Linked DNA regions of Mus musculus: region 1 is linked to region 2. Evidence: chromatin loops called from intact Hi-C (ENCODE). Cell type or tissue: heart. All regions are shown on one strand. Links, peaks and the distances in the headings refer to the core of each region. The heading gives the core; the rest is flanking DNA. Region 1 holds the start of Parpbp (PARP1 binding protein). Region 2 holds the start of Washc3 (WASH complex subunit 3).

Region 1 (11,844 bases), core at 1,363-9,362, 56 kb before region 2:
AGTATAAAAGCTTTCCTTCAAGTATCTCTCTGGATAGCCACATGACACATTTTTAGCAGATGCACTGAAGGTTTGCTTCTTATTCAATGCATTCTTTTCCCACATTAATATGTAAGATATTAATAATCCCAAAAGGCACCAGCCTTAACTCATTCAAAATTCTAACTTCTCATTTTCAATTCAGCATGAAAAGGAAATATTTTAGTATCCATATGTGGGTCTGTGAAATGGGATATATGCCACCTTCCACAGTTTTAATTTTTTCCAGTTTCTGCTAATACTTTTACAGTAATCCCATTCAAAGATGAATTAGGTAATTAAGTAGTTGACATGAAATCTTAAGAAACACACAAAAAACAATACATCCAAAACAAACGTTTGAATTATTAAACATCTCTATCTTTATATCTTTTATGATAACCAGTCATATATGTTATTCGAAATCCAGACTTAAAGCATCTTTAAGAGACCCTTCCTCCACAAGAAGACACTTGAGCATCCAGATTCCCAGATAAGCCCCCAACCTTCAGATTACCAACACTCTCCCAGCACCCACCCAGCTATCCCCAACACCCCTTTCTCTCCTCATCACCATATCCTGCCCCACACCTCCAGTGGAAGTCCCCTGCTCCACTAGAGGCCACACCAGCACCCAGAACCTCAAGACCCCCAGCAGGCCACCAGAACTCCAGCCGCCAACTCAGGAAAAACCCCTCTAGTCAACCACAAGCCACTTCAGCCAGAAGACCAGAGAGGAAACAGAAACAAGAAGAAAGAAAGAAAAAAGAAAAGAAAAGATCCATCTAACAAAGACAACCTCAGAAATCGGCACCTAAACCAATAATTATCCCAAACCCAGATGCCTAGACACCAGCAAGCATCACCAACAGAATTGCAAGGAATAGAAGAGAGAATCTCAGGCACTAAAGATAGGACAGAAGAAACAGATATATCAAAGAAAACATTACATTAAATCTAAGTGATTCCTGACACAAAACATCTATTCTTAGACATGGGACACCATAAAAAGACTAAATCTAAAAATAATAGAACTTGAAGATGATGAATCCCACTTCAAAGGCCCAGAAAATATTTGAAGCAAAATCAAAAATAAAAATTCTAACCTAAAGGAGGTTATGTTTATAAAGGTCCAGGAAGCTTACTCTAAAAGCCAGAGGACCTGAACAGATGTCCAGCAGACTCTTAAGACCACAGATACCAGCCCAACTAATATATCCAGCAAAACTTTCAATCACCATGGATGGTGAAAACAAGACATCCCATGATAAAGTCAAATTTAAATATCTATCCACAAATCTAGCCCTACAGAAGGTACTAGAAGGAAAACTCTAACCCAACAAGGTCAAGTACATCCACGAAAATATAGGCAATAAATAATTTCGCACCAGCAAAACCCAATGAAGGGACACACACACACACTACCACCACCAATAACAACAACAAAACAGAAATTAACAAGCATTGGTCTCAATGGACTCAATTCCCCATCTCTATTGGAAGGTGGACCCCAGCTGCCTATATGTGAATCACTTTGTAGAGATTTTCTTCAGGGTAGTTTCCAGCAGGTCAGTGAAGACTCCATTAGGACATGGCAGCGACTTTGAGTTGTTTGTTTGTAGTCCTGGAGATTGAACCTAGCACCTCCTATGAGCTACGGAAGCACTCTACCACTGAGATTTCTCCAGCCCCCTTTTATATGTTATTTTGAGGCAGAGCCTCAAAGGCCCAAGGCATGGACTAGTTTTGAGCTCACTCTTTAGTCCAGACAGGCTTTGAACTCATTTCTGATAATCACCTTTCTGTTTTCTGAGCAGCTGGATTTACAGGCCTGTGGGCACCAAGCTCCAATGAACTAATATATTTTAAAGACCTCCCAAAATGAAATCCTGTAGAAGACGGGGAGGAAGGATTTTAGGAGCCAGAGGGATCAAAGACACCATAAGAACATAGCCTACAAAATCAAATAACCAGTGTTCATAGGGGCTCACAGAAATAGAACCAACAATTACGGAGCCTGTATGGGTCTGACCTAGGTCCTCTGCATATATAATTGTGTAGCTTGTTGTTCTTTTGGGACTCCCAACACTGGGGGTGGGGGCGGTCTCTGATTCTTTTGCCTGCTCTTGAATCCCTCTTCCTCCTAATGGGTTGCCTTATCCAGCCTTGATCATGTTTGGTTGATATCTCTGGGAGGCCTGCTCTTTTATGAAGGGAAAGGAGGAGAAGTGGATCTAGGGAGAGGGGAGGTGAGAGGGAGGGACTTAGAGGAGAGGAAGGAGGGGAAACTGCAGTCAGGATGTAATATATGAGAGAAGAATAAACAAACAAACTAATTAATTAATACCTCCCAAATGATTTTGATGCATAAACAGATTTAAGAACACTAAATCCATACAACAGGGCTGAAAGTAGACATAAAATACTTTACATTGAATAAAAATGATACCTGCTCCTCTAGGGCTTCTTTTTAGGGAACAAAGGAACAATTATTAAGTAGGAATATATTTAATCATAAGAGCTACAGATTTAATCTTTATGATTTCTTTCATGAGATACCAAGTGTCTTAGTTAGGGTTTTACTGCTGTGAACAGACACCATGACCAAGGCAAGTTTTATAAAAAACAACATTTAATTGGGGCTGGCTTACAGGTTCAGAGGTTCAGTCCATTATCGTCAAGGTAGGAGCATGGCAGTATCCAGGCAGGCATGGCACAGGAGGAGCTGAGAGTTCTATGTCTTCATCCAAAGGCTGCCAGTGGAAGACTGACTTCCAGGCAACTAGGGTGAGGATCTTATACCCACACCCACAGTGACACACCCATTCCAACCAGGTCACACCTATTCCAACAAGGCCATACCTTCAGATGGTGCCACTCCCTGGTCCAAGGATATACAAACCACCACACCAAGTATCCACATTTTACATTCAAATTATACACACAAAATAAATCATTTCAGATATACAGGCAATTTTTTTCCAAAAGTTCCAACTGTAATATTTTGAGACAGATATGCAGAAGCATTTCTGAAACACTCTATTTTAGGAAGGCAAATAATGCAAAGAAAATGATGTGTGTAATTAGGCTCAAACTTATTATACTGGGCAACAAGTAAAATTGGGTTAAAAAAGTTAAGCTAACCATAGTACACTGACCTGTTTGTTGTTTTCTGCCATGGACAGCTGCAGGGCCAGGAGCATGGAGTCTGGACCGCATAACGTAGTTCTTTCAGAGCTACAAAGAGCACGCCAACTCCTCCTAAACTCTTTAATCATACCCAAGACGGGCAGCTGATTAAGCACAGCCATCCTCTTAGAGAAGAACAGAATACAATGTTAAAGTGCCTTGTTTTAATTGGAAAGTAACATTTAACATGTGTAAGCAAGCATGGTTAGAAAACATAAGCAGTGAACAAGAACTCATTTTACATTTACCAAGAGTGCTTTTAATGAAATTTTAAAAACCAAATAATACCATTTCTGCCCAATCATATTTTCCTCTCCTTTAGTTTTCTTAAGCCAAATCTTTTGAAATCATAAAAATCCAACCTTCAATTTTGAAAATTCACATAAAACAGACATGCAAATTTGTAATTATAGACACAGATGTCACTAATTAAATCTGTATTTTAAGATAGTTGTTTTGAGACAAATGGTACTATATGTAGTAGATTTGGGGTGGGAGTGTATTGTTCCAAAATAAATGGTTTTCTTTTCTGCTCACTTGAATTGGGAACAGTCTTAGACTTGATTTGAGTAGTAGACTATGAAATAATTAGAATTCTAAGCCTAGGCTTTAAGAGGTTTGTGTGAAATAGTTACTATAGCAAGGCTCTAAAAACTTAGATTCCAGTAGAGTTTCCATTAAGAGTATTTAACTGTGCTGAACTGTTTTTATAAATCATATGTGTTTTATGATGAACACCTAATTTCCTTGACTCTGGTCTCTTTTGGTACATGTTGGACAGGGCATGCCTATGAGTCTACTCCCCAGTAAAAACTCTGGCAGAGTTTCTAATAACTTTCCTCAATAGACAACATTCCCCATGACTGTCACAGCCTGTGTCTGGGAGAACTAAGCATGACTCTCTGAGGACATTGAGAAGCCTGGGCTTGGTCTCCCTCAATCTACTTCACATGCCTTTTCCCTTCACTAACACTACCTTGATCCTTTTGCTACAGTGGTTCCCACCTGCAGCTACACCTCAATGTTGACTTTCCTGCTCCTCCTAGCAAATGACCCCTCTGGGGAGACCTAACTCCCAAGCCCGGGTAAGGTGCTGAAGAAAGCATGCAAAGAGAAGTAAGGTATTCCTGCTGCCAACTGATACAACTCACAGCCATGAAAGAGGCAGCTTATCCTGGGGAGACCCCATCAACATGGAAGGTGAGCCGGCAGCACCAGTCATCTGCTCAAGGCTAGCAGAGGAATCAATAACTTAACCAGCCCAAACTGCCGACCCACAGATTCAAAGCAAATACTCGGTTGCTATTGTACAGTGACTATGGTTTTTGATGTTTTGTTACACAGCAAACTGATAATAAGCCAACGAACAAATGAAGCTTCTTAGTGCCAAATACTTTCCATTTAATATTAATTACTTTGTTCCATCTCCTGTGTCCTGATGATGTCAGTCTACAAATGTCTGGTTTTGACACATGAAGAAAATAATGTTCAATGACACGAAGCTAGTAAATAGCCAAAAAAGCATAAATTCAAGATTTCTAAGTTTTCCCTAACTTCTGCATGCATACAGAACCCTTTCAAAATAAGCCTAGATGTGTCTGTATTCTAGGCAGCCATGCTATGGAATCAGTCCCCTCTCTACTTCCAGTCTTCTCTGTGTCTCTTTTTACAAGTCTGCTGTGTGTATATGTTCGCCTTTATGTAAGCACATGTGTATGGAGGCCCAAGGTTGACACTGAGTGTCTTCTCCACTGCTCTCCACCTTGTTGACTTGCCCCGGCATCACTTGTCTACACCTCTAGCACACTGGGGTTGCAAGCAGACTACTACACCAGTGTCTCCGTTAGCCCTGGGGATTTGGATTCCAGTCCTCATAGCTGTCCAGGCGCTTTATCCAGTGAGCCACCTCCCCAGGCCTCACTCACAATTCTCTGATGAGCACCTAGGTTATCTCCTATTTATCTCTTAAAAAACAAAATTGAAGAAGACACAAAAGCATGAGCTATGGGTGATATGATTAGTTTGCCTGAAATATTTTTTTTTTCCATCAACCATTTAAACATGTAAAACCATGTTTAGTTCTAGATCTGGCTATTCACCAACAGGCATCTGGGCTGGCATGCCAATATCCACTGTAGTTCCAGCTTTTCCAGGGTTACCTAACTTTAGATCTGGCTGCCCAGGTATAAGAATGGTCACAAAGCAATCAGGACTATGCCGCCCCCTCTGTTCTACCTCCCAGCCTGTTGTGAAGACTCGATGAGACGCTGGATATGAACAAAACAGAAGGTGTCAGAGGGAATAAACTCTTGCTTTTAAACTGGATTCAAAGTGCACTGGAGCAGAAAATCTGAGACAGGTAGTTGTCGCTGGAAGGTAAAGTGAGAGAGCACCACACTTAGCTAACTATCCCTGCCACCACACCCCTGCATTAGCTGTACCTCGTGATTACCACAAATTTCTCCACGTCCATAATTGGGACTACTTAACAGAATTATAAGGCACCAGTGAAGGAAATAGCCAACCTCCTTATTGCCAGCACTTAGCAAATCTCCATTAAAAGATGACAGGTGACAGTTATTCTTCTTGCCTGGTCCGGAATGGCCCTCTGAAGGATGCAACGACAGAAAATCTGAGAAGCCTGCACTCGTCGTGTGCCAGATCCCCGATCTAACGGACTAAAAGAAGATTTTGATGGGTTTCGGTCTTGCCGAAGCCCTAGCGTCTTTTTTTCCACGGGACACCGTGAAGTCGGGGCGAAGCCACTGCGCAGACAACGCCACTGGCTGGCACGTCGCTGTCACCGAGATGCGTTCGCAGAGCAGCAGCCCGAATGCCCACTGGAACTGCGACCCGGGGGCACAGAAGAGACCAGACCCACCTCGTCCAGTGACCCAGGCTGGGTGCAAGCGGAGGGAGGAGCAGCGCAGCCAGGACGCCGGAAGGCAGAGGTTTGAATCGCCTCGGCGTCCCTTTCAAATCTCGCGGCACGACCTGGGAACCAATCGCCGCGCTCGCCCTCCGACCCGGAAGCAGAGCGGGCGCACGCCCTGGCCACCTATGGTCGGGAGAGCCTTGCCCAGGTCGCCTCCCCTGCTTTAGGTGCGTATCGAGTGCGGTGACCGGGGATCGCCAGCTTGTGCTGCTTCCCCAGGGGCGCTTCCCTGTTCTCCAGAGCTCTTCCTTGTGACCTCGCGAGGTGGGAGTGGGTTTTCTCGGGCGACGCGTGGGGGACACAACTCCAGGGACCCTGGGAATATTGACCCAGGGCTTTAAAGACCTGGAGGTCAGGGGTTGCCATCAAATCCGGACCTCAAGTCCCCTGCATGCCTTATACCTCTCTGCTCTATGGTCTTCTCACCTGCCGGTCCCGCGTAACATGTGTCCAGTCTCTCTGAGATGGGACTTAATCTGAAAAAACTCAGCAGATAACTCAGGATTTTACGTGTTCTTTCTTAGCCTAGGGTGCCTCCTTTTCATTAACAACAAAGTAAAAATTAATTTGCACGTGAGAATGCTATTTCTACAGTACACACTACCTGTCTCGAGACAAATTAGTTGAGGATTGTGACAGGTGTTAATAACGTTAGTATCACACATTACTCCAGAGCCTGTATTTTTTAATCTCCTTATTTTATTGCATGGGTAATGGTTGGTTATAACTATTGCTACCTGATATTATCCTTCAAGGCTCTTGGACTCCATGTGTCTTTAGGCAGGGGTGGGACTTTCCAGTTCATCGGACCCTTGATAGTTCAGGTGGTCTGTCAAATTAGAATGTTAAAGGTCATATAATTCGAACAAATAATGTAGCATAGTCCTGAGATAGGCAGGTGTGTGTATTTGTGTTTTCTCTAGCATGTAGGCCCAACACATGCTAAATCTTTTAAATCCTCAACCTGTTGACGAACTTGGCAAATTTCTTCATAGGCAAAGAAGGGACTATTGGTAGTACCGGCGTTTATGGTACTCTTGCATATGACAGTGTCAGTACAACTTTCCAACTACAAATAGTGCTGCATCTCTATTGCTTAATAATCTTAGGACTCTATTTGTATTAAATTTATTCATGTGTGTGTTAATATAAGCAGACTTCTCTTTTGAGCTGGCTCTGACATTGCTATACCAAGCCCCATTATGATTCTTCTGTTGAATGACAAACACTTTGTAAATTTTGTTTGTGATCCACAGTTTCCTGACAGGCAATAAACAACTATTTGATTCTTACAACTGCTCCAGCTTTGGGATACAAGATGAAGCAAGATGCTACAAGAAATGCTGCGTACACCGTGGATTGCGAAGATTATGTGCACGTGGTAGAATTTAATCCCTTTGAGAGTGGAGATTCAGGAAACCTGATTGCATATGGCGGCAGTAATTATGTGGTTGTTGGCATGTGTACGTTTCAGGTTAGTCCACAAACTATACGGAGTGACAGTAGAGATACTTTATCAGTAATGTGTACAAACCAAAGCTGAACTTAAAAGTATGTTGCTTTTAATACAAGAAAAAAAAATTTTTTGAAGATCTACAGGGAATTCCCGTTACTAATTGTTGAGACATGTGTATACATTATATAGATGATAGATGTAAAAACAATGAAGGTCTTCTTTCACCAATGATTCGTAGAGGTGTATTCTGATAAAGTCCAACATAACTGAGCACACATGTATTTCTATGTATTAGATACACTTCAGATTTCCCCACATCATTCTGTCATAGGAAACAAGGTGATACTGAAAGGCTAAACAATTATCTTCCAAGAAATTCCTAGCTTTCATAGATAATGTTCAGCTTTCCTATTAGCTTACTTTCACACCTTGTGTATCTGCAGCAGATATTCATATAACCATATAGGATTACATTTACAGCTGGCGTTCATCATAGCTCTCTCTGAGGTCTGTGTAACCTGAGAACCTAGACACTTAGTTTCGAATGGCTAAACTTGGTTAGATACTGAACCGCTCTTCTCTGAAGGTAAGGAATATGATTGAATCCCTTTAAGAGTGGAGATTCGGGAAACCTAATTTGGTTTGTGAGGGGTAGTGTGTGAGTGCACATAAAGTTCCCAGAATACATTCGGCACATGGTAATCCATATATGTGTATTTTGTGGTTAGTATGAGCAGCAGTGGCAGTTATACCCTCATATTTAATCATCCAAGAGAAATCGCTTCCAAGAGACTTATTACATGGTTCCTCACGGAAAACCTAGGGTCCACATAGGAAGCATTCGGCACTGAAGGCTCAACACCACCCCATCTTCCCAGAGTTTCGTTTCTGCTATTATGGTGTACCAAAATAATATTTACAGGACTATATTTCTATGACCCTTGGCCTAAGTTCTGCTAGACTGTCAGAATCATAAGTCATGCGTCAGGCAAATAATGTGGCCTTGGCTTAAGAAAGACTTATTAAAAACTTTCTCCAATGTGGACCACTTACGTGTTGAAAACGCAAGCGACCAGAGGTAGGCTTGAGCTTCCCTCATTGCTGTGTTAACAGATGTGGACATAGAATCTCATTGTCAAATACTGACAGATATATCTACCTGCAGTTCAAGTTCAGTTAGGAAACACCAGGGGAAATCAATAGGGGAGAAAAATCAGAAAAAGGAAAGATGAAGAAGGCAGACAACAAGGAGAGGCAGGGAAATGAGAAGAATGTTTGTATCATTCAAACGCTTGTCCTTGCTGATCCTCGGGTCTTATTTCCAAACTGTGTAAGGAAAAACAAGAGGCTTTTTCCTTTTATGAGCACATAGAGAAGACAGATCACATTCTGGTGGAGTTCAGTACAACTGTGCCGTTCCTCGTGTTCCATTCTGCTTCAGCGGTGTTTGGGGGGCATGACAAAGGAAGAGATCAAATCTGTTCTTCCGTCAGACCCGTTCTTGTGTTTCTGTTCAAATGAAGTCAGCCGTTGATCCTGGAGAGCTGAGTTTCCTCACTCTGCCCTTGGAGATCCAAAACAAGTCCCTATTCTCTTGTCAGTTTGGGTGCTGTTGAACATTCATTCCCGTTCTCCCACCTCGAACCTTCAAGCCTATCAGAAAAACACCAGTCTCCACTGTAGGGTCATCAGGAAGCACTAACTACAGAAAACTCTGGGTTTCAGCAGGACGGTTTTCAGACTCTTGTGCTGTCCTTTTACATATCCAGAAATATGAGTACAAATGGTAGGCTTGCTGACTGCCACACATCTGTAAAAACGTCATGAGTGTAGTAAGGGCCAGGAAACTAAGAGAGATTCTTGCCCTATTCCCAAAGAGTCGGAAAGCAGCGCCTTCTTAAAACTGCCTCATTTATAAAAGACCAAATAAGGATAAAGTTTCAAACCTTATTCACTCTTCCATAATAAAGAAGTCTGGCTGGGCTTGAATGAGAATGGTTTGAGCAGGCACGTTTTTGTGGAGAAAAAAGAAACAGAAAGATACCTTAATCCTTTGATAACTGACTTCATTGAACAAGTATTGACTGAGTGCCTTTTGTCTGCCAAACATTGTTTAATAGACTGGACCAACTCAAACGAGGGACAGTTAGTAAAGATGACTGGAAGTCTTAAGACAGTAGACTTGGAACTGGGAAGGCAGAGTTGTGACTCAGATGTTAGTCACCTGAATATTAACCCCAAGTCAACACCATGCGGAGCTGAACAGAGCTCATTCAGTACTAGAATTCAGTTAGAATATAACAGGAGCCACAAGATAAGCTTAGACGTCAGGATAACGTGAAAGGAGGGCCAGGGAGATGGCTTAGTGGGTAAAGACACTTCTTACCAAGCCTCCTGACCCAAGATCAATGCCCAAAGTCCACATGGTGGGAAACAGACCCAGCTCCTGAGGGTTGTCCTCTGGTTTCAGCATGTGTACTGTATATAGCACACACGCGCGCACACACACACACACACGATAAAAGTAATGTAAAAGGCAGAATGAATTTTAAGTAGAGTACTTCATATATAATTAATATAAAGGTTATCGTAGACTTTGTCTTATGTTGATAGATTTCATTGAGATCTTTATACATGTTCATTTTATACCTTATAAAGTAACTATACACACTGGCTGCATTTCAAATGCTTTAGGCTCTAGGAGCTATCTTTTCGGACAACAGTTCTCTATAAGTTGATAAAAAATGTTTTTGATCTTTATTTCTCAGCATTGTATTCTAATTACAAGGAAATGTATTCGGAAACAAATTTCACAGCTATATTAAAAATATTTAAAAACTCATGGAAGAGGAATTAGGCTGGCAAATTTTGACTTGTCACCTCCATTTGTTTGCAGTAACGGGTGCTAATTCTGCTCTGAATATGTTCACCTAACAGAGCTTCCCCTGGCAAGGTTTGACATCACTAAATTCAGCTTATTTTACACAGTTCCAGAGACAGAACTGGGGCATTGAATACACTTGACATGGAAACACTCTGGCTTGCTTACCATTGAGAACACTAATAGCCCTATCTACTACTGAATCTGCTTCTCCCAAAACAACTGCTTTTCTCATTGGAATTATTCAGAGAGGTTTTTTTTGTTTTTTAATATTTTTTCAGGTGTTGAGTTAAACTGAGAGCACTAAATAAGAGAGCTAGCTGCATTAGATAAACCAGCCTTGGCTAACCGGCATTCTGTATGAGGCCTCAGTGGGTGTGGTGGAAAGGCCTGCTACTTCAAATCCTCAGAAAAGCTCTTCCACCAACTTGGCTGTTCCTCAACCTCAAACTGCTGGAACCTTCCATAATAATTTCTATTACAGCAAGTTTTCCAAAGTCTCTTAATTTCCTGCCTATACAATACGGCCTACACCCCACACTGAACCAAAAATAGCATTCATCTCTGTCTATACCACACACACACTACCCTTTTCATCGGCTGACTCACGAACAGACAGTATTGCCAGGGGCAGGGCAAGTCTTCCTGTTGGTACATAAAGCTTCGCCTGTGCAGTGCCTGTGGTTTCATTATTCCTAAGACTGCTCAGTCGTTCCATATCTAATCTGAGGAACGAACTCAGGCCCTGCTTTTCATCACTCTTGTTACAGTAGCAAAGTAATGTGTGTTTTATATAAAAATTCATTTTTAGGTTCATCAAGTATGGAAAAATAGATCTAAGTCAGTCTGTGAAGGCAGCTATGATTAGGCTCTTACACTTAATTTTAAACTGCTTAGTGGTTGCTGCATTGGCATATCTGTTAGCTGGTTAGTTGTAATATACACAAATTATGAAGTACTAAAACCTGGCAGTGGTTTTTTTTTTTTTTTTTCAGTTCACTTCTTTGGTTAATAGAAAATCCTTTTGTTAAGTTTACCTGGAATTTAAAGTTTCATTCAAATAGTGTTTGAATTGTATCAAGACTTGGGTAGCATGCCTACAAAATGACTTTGCTGGGATCTCAAAATCTATCTTGGAAAAATCAATACATCTACTGGGATTCAACAAAAGTATATATGAGAGCATACTGTAAAACATGTAAATAATAAATAAAATAGATCCTTGTATACCTGTTAACTAATCTGAGAATTAGGAGTTTAGCCATTTTGGAAGACTCCTAAATATCTTCCCTCACTGCCTTTCTCGGTTGGAAATTTGTGTGGCTGGTTCCCTATTATAGTATTATCACTGTGCGCCAGTATTCT
Region 2 (11,844 bases), core at 1,374-9,373:
AGAGAGCACTGGCATGCCCCAAACCACTCCCGTTCTCTCAAACAATCAAGTTGCCAAAGCTTTTAGACGATATAACTTACTGGATTTTATAAAACTTATTGTTAAAACTTGCAAGTAAAAAACAAAACTTTTTGAGAAGAACTTTTTGAAGGGAATTAATATGAATGATAATAAAACCAACCTAAAAAAGCTTTATTATTAATATGGAGAAAGCTATTGGTCTGCATAGCAAGTCAGTCCAGCCACCATATTCTCCTTAGTCAAAGCCTAATCCAGAACAAGGTCTTGATCATCTTCAGTTCTATGAAAATTGAGACAGGGGAAGGCCCCACCAAAGAAAGGCAAGTTTGATGCTAGCAGAAGTTGTTCAATGAAGTCAGCAAGTGATGATGCAGAAGATGCAGCAAGATATCCCTTAGGTCTAGAAACAGTCAGTGAGGAAGGTGGCTATGCTAGCCAACCAGCTTTCAACACAGAGGGAACAGCCTTCTATTGGAAGATGCCATGTCAGACTTTTATAGCCAGAGATATGTCCATGCCATTGTCAAAGCCTCCAGGGCCAGACTGATTCTCTTGTTAGGAATTAAAGAAGCTGGAGGGTTTTCATTGAAGCCAATGCTAATTTACCATTCTGAAAAACCGAGGGCCCTTGAGATTTATATTCTCTACTCTTTCTGTGCTCTGTAAATGGAACAAAGTCTACCTGATATGATTTTGATTTCTATGTATCTCAAGTAGCTCAATGGATTGGCTGGATGGTCAAAGACTTGGAAAGATCACGACTGGAAAATTGGTGAGAAAGACATCTGGGGAAGAAGTATGTGGTTAGATCTCTTCAAATGGACAAAGGACCTCTTTTTGCAGCCAGCCGTGTCGTTGCTGGATGGGCACAAGAACAAAATGGCTATGGTAACCTAGATGGGGGTTATGCTTGGGCTCAAGAACACGGACTTCCACTCACCAAGGCTGACCTGGCTACAGCTGCTGCTGAATGCCAGATCTGCCAACAGCAGAGACTAACACTGAGCCCCAGACATGGCACCATTCATCAAGGTGACCAGCCAGCAACCTGGGGTCAGGTAGGTCACTTCCTCTGTGGAAAGGATAACATTTTGCTCTTGCTGGAATAGATACTTTTTCTAGTTAAGGATTTGCCTTTCCTGCACATAATGCCTCTGCCAAAATCACCATCTGTGGACTGACAGAATGCCTTATCCGTCATCATGGTATTCCACACAGTATTGCCTCTGACCAAAGAACTCATTTCACAGCCAGAGAAGTGTGACGGCGAGCCCACAATTATAGAATCCACTGATCTTACCATGTTCCACATCATGAAGTAGCTGGTCTGATAGAAAGATGGAATGGCCTTTTGAAGACACGGTTACAGCGCCAATTATGTAGCAGCAGCAACTATGAGGGCTGAGGCAGAATTCTTCAGAAGGCAGTATATGCTTTGAATCAGCGTCTGATATTTGGTACAGTTTCCCCCATAGTCAGGATCCATGGGTTCAGGAATCAAGGGGTGGAAAAGGGAATAGTTCCACTCACTATCACTCCTAGTGACCCTCTAGGAAAATTTTTGCTTCCTGTCCCCACAACTCTGTGTTCTGCTGGCCTAAAAATTTTTGTTTCGGAGTGGGGAGTGCTTTGTACCAGGAGCCACAGCAAACATTACATTGAACTGGGAGCTGGGACTTTCCACTGGTCATTTTGGGCTTCTAATGCCCAACAGGCTAAGAAAGGAATAACAGTGTTAGGAGGGGTGATAGATCCAGATTACCTTGGAGAAATTGGATCACCTCTCCACAATGGAGGTAAGAGGGATTATGTCTGGAGTGCAGGAGATCCCATAGGTTTTCTCTTAGTTCTACCATGTCCTGTGACTAAAGTCAATGGCAAACAAAAACAGCCTAATCCAAGCTGGATGACAAAGGACACAGACCCATCAGAAATGAAGGTATGGGTCACTCCTCCAAGAAAAGAGCCAAGACCTGCTGAGGTCCTTGCCGAGGGTAAAGGAAATACAGAATGGGTAGTAAAGAAAGGTAGTTATAAATACCATCTAAGGCCACATAACCAGTTGCAGAAACAAGGATTATAAAGTAATATGAATTCTTCTGTTTTATTCTGTTAAGAACATATTTGTGTAGTTATTTGTGCTTTCTTCCAATTTATTTAATATCAATTGATATTTACGTTGAGATACTAAAATAACGTTCCCAAGGGACATTTCCCCATTGTAAATTTACAAATGCGTTTGCAATTTTACAAGGAATAGTTATATTATGTTATGCATATTCGTGATCTTGTTATTGTTTCATGGGGACATGAGATATTATTTATGTCAAGTGACAAGGGGTGGATTATAATGGCTATTCCTGGTTGCCAACTTGACTATATCTGGAATGAACTACCATCTGGAATCGGAAGGCTCACCTGTGACCCAGATCTTGAGGCTGGGAGATACAAATTTCTGACTTGGATCTTGGCATGGAGATCTTGAGGCAGAGTGGCTATGAATCCTAGGAGACTAAGGCAAGAAGATCTCTGAGTTCAAGGTCAGCCTGGGACAAAGCAAGTCCCAGATTCAGGAGTGGTGGTATGTAGAGACTGTGGCTCTAGAGAACCCTGAGTAATACAATGTGCATATATAATTTTAATGGAACTGCCCTATTTCATGGCAACAATGCCCCTGCTAGATACTGCAGGCTAACAAAAAGCCTAGAACTAGGAATGGATTACCTCTTTTAGAGCTTTTGGTCAGTGAAGTCCCATAGACCCTGACAGTAAAAGCATTGCTGCAGGTAACACAATGAAGGCCTAGAAACAATCAATGAAGAAGGTGGCTATGCTAGCCACACAGCTTTCCAGGGAGTGGCATTTTAGAATGCAAGTATTCACGTTTATCCAAAAGAGATCCTGATTTGGCTTGTCTAAGGCTAACCTCTGGAGTGGGCATTTTTTGTTTGTTTGTTTGTTTGTTTGTTTTTTTGTTTTTGTTTTTTTTTTGTTTTTTTGTTTTTTGAGACAGGGTTTCTCTGTATAGCCCTGGCTGTCCTGGAATTCACTTTGTAGACCAGCCTGGCCTCGAACTCAGAAATCCACCTGTCTCTGCCTCCCAAGTGCTGGGATTAAAGGCGTGCGCCACCACGCCCGGCCCTGGAGTGGGCGTTTTAAGAAGCACTCCCAAACAGAAGCTCACGAATCCCATTCAGAAAAACATGACTCTTCTTCTGCCATAAAAGGCCCTTCGTCAGCTTTTGTGTCTACTTCTGCCTTGTTTCATTATTCTCCACTTCTGGGCATTTCTACTTACACCACCAAACAATCTTTCCTTTGCCTTAAACGCCATATGCCCTCATGTCTCTGTACCTTTGTTTGGACAAAGGTTTATTCCAGATTGTCATCTTAACTGCTCTTAATGTTAAGTAGATACTAAAGTCGGCTTCCTCTTCTTGTACAACTTAGAAGCTCCTATTATCCACAGAACCGCACACTTTGCATGTGGTGTGCATGTACTCGTGGATCTACAAGTGTTTGTACATGCTAATTTGCAATGCCACAACTTTCACAGGAGTTTGTTTGCACGTCCATCTAACTTTTGCACATCAAAATTCTGCATGTCCTCCCTTTGACTAGTGTAGCAGAGGAGATCCTGTCACTTCTTCAGTACTTGTTTTGGTACAATAAAAAGGTTTACTTTTGCTTAGGTGACCTGCCCTAACTCACATCGCTGGTAAAATGTGCAGCCAAACTCTGAACCAAAATCTTCATACTGTAGGTGTAAGATCGTTTACATGACGTAAGTGCAGTCACTTTCACAGCTGTGTGTCTCAGTTGTTGCTTGAAATTATGTTATGTCAAAACAAACAAACAAACACCCTTAGAAACGGATCTCCAGTGCATGAGGCTTGCCAGGGCTGAAGACAAGTTCTGACAGACTTCTCTAGACTTCACAAGGGCTAACAGAGTATCTGGCACTTAGTAGGATTACACAAAAAGAGAAGTGCTCTTCAGTGAATTATGGATCTTTTTTTTGTTTGTTTGTTTTGTAACAGGACTAAGCAATTAAAATCTCAAAACGGATACAGCTCAGCTTCTAACTTTCCCAGTCTGACCTCATCCCAACCCTGCGTCTGTCTCCCTGTTTCTGTCTGTCTGAATCTGTCTCTTTCTGTTTCTCTTTCTCTATTTCTCTCTCCGTCTCTTTCCCTCACTCCACCACTCCCACCCACCCACCCCCTTTTCTTTTTCAGATTTTTTCAGATTTTACAGCTAAAACAGCAACTGTGAAACCTGCTCATCAGCAGCTTTTCCCCGGCCCAATTTTACAATCGGAATCATGAACTACCAATCCCAGAATGCTGAGCGAGAGCGAGGGGGCGGGGCGGCCTCTCTGAAGCCACCCATTGAATGGTGAACACTCGCGCTTTCTTCCGGAAAGGCCCCGAAGGCAGGAACTTGGGAAAGGAGTCTGGGCTCTCTACTGGGCTGGGAGGAGCTTGTGCCTGAGCCCCGGGGTCCCCATCCGCTGAGGAGATGGATGAGGATGGGCTTCCTCTCATGGGGTCAGGCATAGACCTGACCAAGGTTTGTAAAAGACCGACTTGAGCGTCCGACAAACAGGGAAGGAGGCTTGGCCAAGGGGCCCTGGTTCCCAGGGAGACGCCACCTCTCCAGGCCCAATCCGGGCCCCTGTTTTCCTACTCTGGGCAATGGGGGGAGCCCTGCAGTCCACTTTGAAAGGGGTCCCTCCTGGGCTAAGAAAAGAATTGGTGTGCCACGCAGCCTTTGCTCCCCACATCACGTGTCTCTACGCCCGAGGTTGACAGTCTGGAGATAGTACCACCTCTGACACTTCACCTCTTATTCGACTCTCTAGCTGCTCGTGTGTGTGTGTGTGTGTGTGTGTGTGTGTGTGTGTGTGTGTGTGTGTTTGACTCACACAAGATTCAGAAAAACAAATCAGCGACTCTTCTTAGCCCTTCGTGAACCACATGTCCCAGGGCAAAGACCATCCATCCCCCTCTATGAAATCCAGATATCCAAAGGATTGCAGAGAGTGTGTTTCTCCTGTAAGAATCGTGTTTGCTTTTTTACATGACACAGGTGCCAGCTATTCAACAGAAAAGAACCGTGGCCTTTCTAAACCAGTTTGTGGTGCACACTGTGCAGTTTCTCAACCGGTTTTCCGCAGTTTGTGAGGAGGTAGGTCCCGGGCTACTACTTCATGGAGCGGCCGAGAAGTCGCCTTCCGTCTTTCGTGGTGACAAATGTAGTCAAATGAAGTCAAACAAGAATTACAGCCTTCGTGTGTTCACTTTGCCATGAAATTCAAATGTCTTAAGGCCTTAGCATCTCTGATTCTGTCCCCATAAGTCCTGTGCGCTGTCTCAACTGAATTAGTATTCTAGAAGCTTCCATGAGATAGCTCAGCCAAGTTTGTTGTAATTATAACAAAGGGAATTCCAGAATTTCACAGTGGAATTTTTTTTTTATTTGAAAGGTTTTGTTTCATCTTCCTATTCTAGAGATTACATTTTAAATGTATGTTCGAGTTTATATCGAATTGCTTTCCATCCTTTGTGCCAAAAAGGATTCATGGAGGCAGCCTAGAGATACATGTTTCAAAAAATACTTTTCTGCAAATAACTGGATACATCATGAAGTGATAATTAAGTACATAGATAAGAATTAGGTGCCAGGTCCAGGAACCTCTCCTGAGCTTGCAAAAAGTTTTGTTTTTTGTTTATTTTAGAGGAAAATGGGGAATATATATTGAAACTGAATTTAAGAAAGGAAATAACAAATTAGAAACCTATAGACAAGTCACAGCCGGATCGATTTAATATCCTGTTTTCTTATATTGTCATATGTGAGGCTTATCGTTGAGAAAACGGTGATTGCTGAATGTGTGGCTGTTCATCGGAATTGCCCAGAGACAGGAAGCTTCTGGTTTGAGTACAGTTTGATCTGTTTATGATGGGTTGTGATTAAGGCCTTGAACATGCTCCGCACATGCACTCTGCCCCGACACCCCCAGCCCGGCCGTGGTCTTTCTTTCTTTATCAGATTTCCTTCAGCTTTTCCACTGAGACAAATGAAAGTAAAACATGTGCTGATGCAGTAAGGAGCCCAGTTCTGCGTGCCTTGTGTTTGAACAGCCCCAAGACTGGTGCTTGCTCCTAGGCCTCACTTCTTCTCTTCTCTTTTTGGTTTATGAGAACATTTAAGATGTACTTATTTTATGATATGTGTGTGAGTGTTTTGATTGCATGTATGTCTGATGCCTATGGAGGTCGGAAGAATGCTGAAGGCTACCTAGAACTGTACTTATGGACACTTATGAGCCTCGCTGTGGGTGCAGGCACTCAGTCCTGGGTCCTTTGCCCAAGTGCTCTCAGCTGCAGAGCCGTCTGCCCTGTCGGTATTTCTCTCACACAGTTGCTTCTCTAAATAGGATAAGGAACCCACTGAGTAAAGGGGTTTTTTACCTTTCCATTCTTATATGAATTCTTTTACCCTTTTTATGCTAGGTTAGAGTATATAAAGACTGAGCTTCTAGCAGAAGAAAGCAGATATTCATTTTCTATGGTTGTGCGCTTGCCCTTTTTGAGGTAAATAAAACTAGCAAATGAGTAGAAAAGCCATTTGCTGTAAGCTGCTTTGGGGTGAGGATAACCCCTTGTCTTTGTAGTCCCCTCAGTTTCCGCTGTCTGCTTATTGACGACCAGGATCAAAGATGGCAGGTGTCACCTCACTGAGCACTAATGCAGCAGAGCCTTCAGAACCACACTTTCCCCTCAGCTCTCACACTCCTGACGTTCCCCACAATTGGTCCGTTTCTCCTAGTGTTTCCCTGAACTCCAGAGAAAAGTGGTGTTGGATAAAAAGCTCAGATCATACAAAGTTAGCCTACTCCCTTTCGCTCTTTTTTGTATTCATTTTGACAAGTAAAAATTACAAAGTCTTTCAGATGTAAAACGTGCTGTTTTGGTTCTTGTGCCCACTATAGAATATCTAAGCTCATGCGGGCTGCCTCACTTACTTTGCTATGTGTGGAAAGAATGAAAATTGTGGTGTTTTTGTTTGTTTTTTACTTGGTTTTTCAAGACAGGGTTTCTCTGTATAGCCCTGGCTGTCCTAGAACTAACTCACTTTGTAGACCAGGCTGGCCTCGAACTCAGAAATCCGCCTGCCTCTGCCTCCCGAGTGCTGGGATTAAAGGCGTGAGCCACCATTGCCCCACTGTGGTCTCATCATTCTTGATTGAGAGTGTCCTTTGTTGTTAGCGGCAGTCACTATAGTGTACAGTGAACCCAGTGAACTTTCTCTCCTGAGATTCCGTGCCTTTGAGCAATACCATTCCAGGCCCCTCACCTCTCCCATCCCCCCGCTGATCTTTTACTCTGTTCTTTGCTCTGTTTTTTGAGTTTGATTTTGGTTTTATAGTTTCAGGCCTTACGTGCGACTGTTCTGTCCATATTGAGTTGATTTTTGTGCATGGTGTGTAATAGCCTCTGATTTGTATTCTTTGGCTTATGTATATCCCACACCACTTATTGGAAAAACTGTCTTTTTTTTTTTTTTCCAATTGTGTGTTCTTGGCATGTCTGTGAAAATCAATGGATCATAAATGGTTGGCTTTATTTCGGGTACCCTATTCTGTTCCACAGCCTGTTTTGATCAGTACCATCCTGTTTTGGTCTGTATAGCTTTGCCGTCAGTCTTTGAAGTCCGACATTAGCAGAACTTAGAGTCATAGGAACAGGAAGCACAATTTCTTGTAGTGGGTCACTAGGTAGGGGCTGTAGTGAGTGGAGCCCTTCCCTTTTCCACCCCTTGATTCCTGGACTCATGAATCCTAGCTCTGGAAGAAACTGTACTAAGTATTAGGTGCTGATTCAAAGCATATACTACCTTCTAGAGAAGCCTGCCTCCATCTTCCAGTCAGCTACCACCTCACCGTTGCTGTCTCTGTCTTCAAAAGGCCATTCTACCCTTCTCTCAGGCCAGCTGCTTCAGGATGATAGAGACCATGGTAAGACCAGTTCCATGAGCCTGGACCCATGGCTGCACGTTTCTGGCTATGAAGTGAGTTCCTGGGTCAGAAGGATGCTGTGTGGAACACTGTGATGGTGGAGATGGCATTTCTGAGTCCACTAGTGGTAGTTTGGCAGAGACAATACCTGCAGAAATGGCAAATCCATGGCCAGAAGAAGTATCTATTCCAGTAACGACAAAGCAGTGAGCTCTCCAGGAAGAAAGAAGCCCAGTGAAGTAGCCCTTCCATCAGGTGACTGGCTGGTCACCCAGGGCAATGGTGCCTGCCAGGGCTTCGCTGTTGGTCTCCGGTACTCAGCAGCTGCTGGCACTCAGCAGCCGCTGTAACCAGGTCAGCCTTGGTGAACGACAGTCTCTGTTAGTGAGCCCTGTATAAGCTCCATCTCTGTGTGGTCATGTGATGCTTCTAGTTAGGCTTTTCGTTTAGATTTGCTGTTGATATTTGAGTCTGTATGGTGTGTGTGTGTGTGTGTATGTGTGTATATGTATGTGTGTGTGTGTGCATTCCTATATGAAACAATTTCTACTTTTGTAAGAAATAATGAAATTTTGATAGAGATTATGTTACATCTATAAACCATTTTCAGGTCATTTGTACATTTTAGCAATATTCTGCAAACCCATGAACACAGGATGTCTTTGCATTTATTTCTGTCTGATTTCTCTGATGTCTTATAGCATTTGGTATACAGATCTCACACCCTTTGTTCTGCATTGAGCTTAGATCCAGTGAGATGGATGTATTGAGAAGCTTAGGAGGTGGGCCTTGGATGTGGATCTGCAAGGAAAGACCTAGAGTCTGGTCTCTAAGAAGCCATCCTACATACCAAGTCTACAGAGACTGATTTGGAATTGTAGTTGGCCTTGAGCCTGAGTTTACAAAGTCAGGCTGTGGACCTGGCCAGTCCTGTACCCTCTGGGATGTATTGGAAACCTGAATCTGAGAGGGTAGATCCAGTCCACTCTGTATAATCTGGTGGTTGCATCTGCAGGGGTCTTCTGAGAGCCTTAGTTTGTGGGGGCTTTAGGGTCTGTTTAGGTTTTACCTGGATTCTGAGTCTGCGTAGCTAGCTCCGCGGACTAGCCACCACGTACAGTGCCTACATCCACAAGCTTGGTCTATAGTATGGGATAATGGGTGCTGGGCTGATTCTATGGGCCACATGTTTAGAGGGCTGGAACTTGGAGTTGTGGAAACTAACCAGGGACTGCATATATTGGCCTGAATCGTAGGTCTGGGAAGGTTGTTCTGGGCTGAGTCCATCAGAGCCTGAAGCTCTGTAGTCAGACTGGATAGTGAGACTGGAGGGAATGGCCCCACTGTGTTCGTGAATGTCATTCTGATGACTCAGAGACAGAGACATAAACCTGGAGCTTAAGTTGTGTGGTCTGCCTGGCTCTGGGCTGAATTAGAATGTAAGATAGACCTAGAACCTGCATTCCCAGAGGCTAGTTTAAAGGCTGAGTCTGGGCATCATGGCCCTATTGAGGGTGGAAACGGAGTCTATGAGGAGTATCCTGACCCTTGGGCTGTCTTGAATCTTGGGTTGATCTGGAGATTTAGACCAGTAGAGTTCACCTAGTGTCAAGTGGGCCAGGCATGAAGTCTGAAATTCTGAAATCTGAACAGATAATGAGTGGTACTAGCCATCTGGGGCCACTGGGGTTTGTCTAGTGCTAGATTTGCCTGGGGTGGTCCTTATGATGGGTTCTGAGGCAGAGGGTGGTTCTCGCTTCTTGGGGTGTTTCTTCTTTTTGGGGTTTGGTGAGAGGTAAGCCCAGAAATATGAATTGTCTACATCATACATAAATTACATCACACCACATACACACACACACACATACACACATACACACACCACTGCTCTTGTGGAAGTGTCTTTGTGTGTGGCTCTTTGATTAAATCAATGCCTTTGCTTGTACATGGGTACTAGAAAGTCCTAGGTCACCATCTTCCTGCTATCCAGCCTTTTGGTTTTATGTTTGATAATAGAATATATGATTCATTAATTACAGTTGATATTTTGGCAGTTTTTTTATACTTTTGTCAGTTGTAAGCTATATGCAGTTAGTGATACTAACTGAATTAGATGTGTTTAGCTGTCACAGCCCTTCCTTAAGGACAGGTCCAGGCATCTCTCTTTGGCGTGTCCACAAACTCAGATATGGGGGTTTGACCTGGTTTGTTCTCTGTTCATTCCACACTATTTGAGTCCCTGGGGTTTATCTCTAGCTGTGTGATACACTCTAACTGGCTGAGAGAAGCACAGAACCCAAAGAACCGAACTGAGATTCTAGCCCTTATCGAAGTGAAGAAACTAAAAAAGTCTCTCTATATTATAGTTCTGTGGCTCTGTATCTACTAAATGTAGTATCTTTGTGAATATGATAACTTTTGAAGATATTATAAATGTATCTCTAAGTTGCTTTCTGGAATCATTTTTTAATCTGTTCAGAGCCCCTGGGAAACCTCTCCTTGTTTGGCAAGCTTTAACAGAAACCAAAATGATCACTTTCCTAAAAGAAAAAAAGCATCAGCTATTGCTTTTTTACTTAGGAGTGAGCTGCAGGGAGAAAGACCCACCCAACCCACCCACCCAACCACCCACCCACCAACCAACACCCTGATCTGATCTAAATCTGGCATAAATGTAACCATTTCAGCCTCAACTGGGATTAAAATGGAAACAAACTGAGCTCCTTCATTATCTGTTATTTTGTTTCTTAGAATTCTCTGATAAAGAGAAGAGTTTAGGACTTCTTTTTTATTATTTTTTGTAAAGAACTCAACTTTCTTAAAACTCCATGCATACTAGGCTACTTTGTAAATAATTCTTCTTTGCCTGCTGAGAACCGAGGCCAGAGAAAGGAAGGAAGTTGAATCAGACCCAAGTTACAAAGTTTTTAGGGTCATCTCCTCTTCCTTCACAAATCCTCAGTAAACATTTTTGTTCTGTCCTAGTCAGCACAACTGTATGATGGCCCACTGTAGCTGGTCTTTGCTACTTTGTAGGTTCTTCTTTCTCCCACCCTTTCTCCCCCATCCCACCCCCCCCACCCCAGTTCACCCCCTATCACTAGGTAGGAGAGAAAGAAGGATAGAGGGGAAAGAGATAGAGACCCTTGAATCTAATTGCTTTCTTGTTTCTCCTTTGAACATAACTACTAACAAACCCTAACCAATCCTGAACAAGCACCAACCACTTACCCCTGCCTCTCTGGGCTCTAGCATTTATATACCCTTTGAATTCCAAACATCACACAATCACCGAAACTATCCGCAACTGGCAAAGCCATACCTCTGCTGGAGCAGTGGCAAAGTATAGTCAGCTGCTGGGGACAGTCTGAAGCAGCCCCATATCCCCACACCTGGGGTTAAAATGGAAACATAGTCTTATTTCTGTGTTTTTTAAAAAAACCAAAGTTCCAGAGTTGTCAGTACAGTTCACCACTCGTTGGGCAGGGCCATCTCGAGTTCTTAGTGCAGTAAAATCTGCAAACTCTAACTGTGAATTACAGAGTCAGCCACCCCATGTAAACGAGACGTGCATGTTCTATCTTGACTCACATTTGATACACACAGTACTGGATTTCAAATCATTTCTAATCTTTTTCTTCTAAAAAGTCTCTAAATACAGGCAAAGGTGTTGAGAGTTCTCATCTAACAAATTTATAGTGTTTATCTCTTATAGCCAAGCTTTAGGCCCACAGTGAACTTCACTTTTAAACAGATGTCTTTCTTAAACCCGGTTTTGTTTTGTTTTTTGCCACATCTTT

The links. Peaks named below come from ENCODE experiments on the same cell type or tissue, not always from the same donor. Only the 100,000 strongest peaks of a DNase experiment are listed, where the experiment ranks them.
Region 1: a loop joins it to region 2, with 2.6 times the contacts of the local background. A loop is called at or near these places in 6 of 42 quality-filtered maps.

Annotation. Positions count from the first base shown.
Region 1 is chr10:88,140,764-88,152,607 of GRCm38, forward strand. It overlaps Parpbp (PARP1 binding protein), which reads right to left and starts at 6,178. Exons shown (of 11, transcript NM_029249.2): 1 at 5,733-6,178; 2 at 3,177-3,332. The coding sequence starts at 3,329. Nup37 (nucleoporin 37) reads left to right here and starts at 6,229. Exons shown (of 10, transcript NM_027191.2): 1 at 6,229-6,309; 2 at 7,399-7,616. The coding sequence starts at 7,461. In heart, for the core only: a CTCF peak has its summit at 6,205; a DNase peak (open chromatin) is centred at 6,228; H3K4me3 peaks cover 2,487 bases; H3K27ac peaks cover 1,506 bases.
Region 2 is chr10:88,196,700-88,208,543 of GRCm38, forward strand. It overlaps Washc3 (WASH complex subunit 3), which reads left to right and starts at 4,398. Exons shown (of 7, transcript NM_026070.3): 1 at 4,398-4,593; 2 at 5,113-5,211. The coding sequence starts at 4,543. In heart, for the core only: no CTCF peak of the experiment used is centred there; a DNase peak (open chromatin) is centred at 4,452; H3K4me3 peaks cover 1,486 bases; H3K27ac peaks cover 1,584 bases.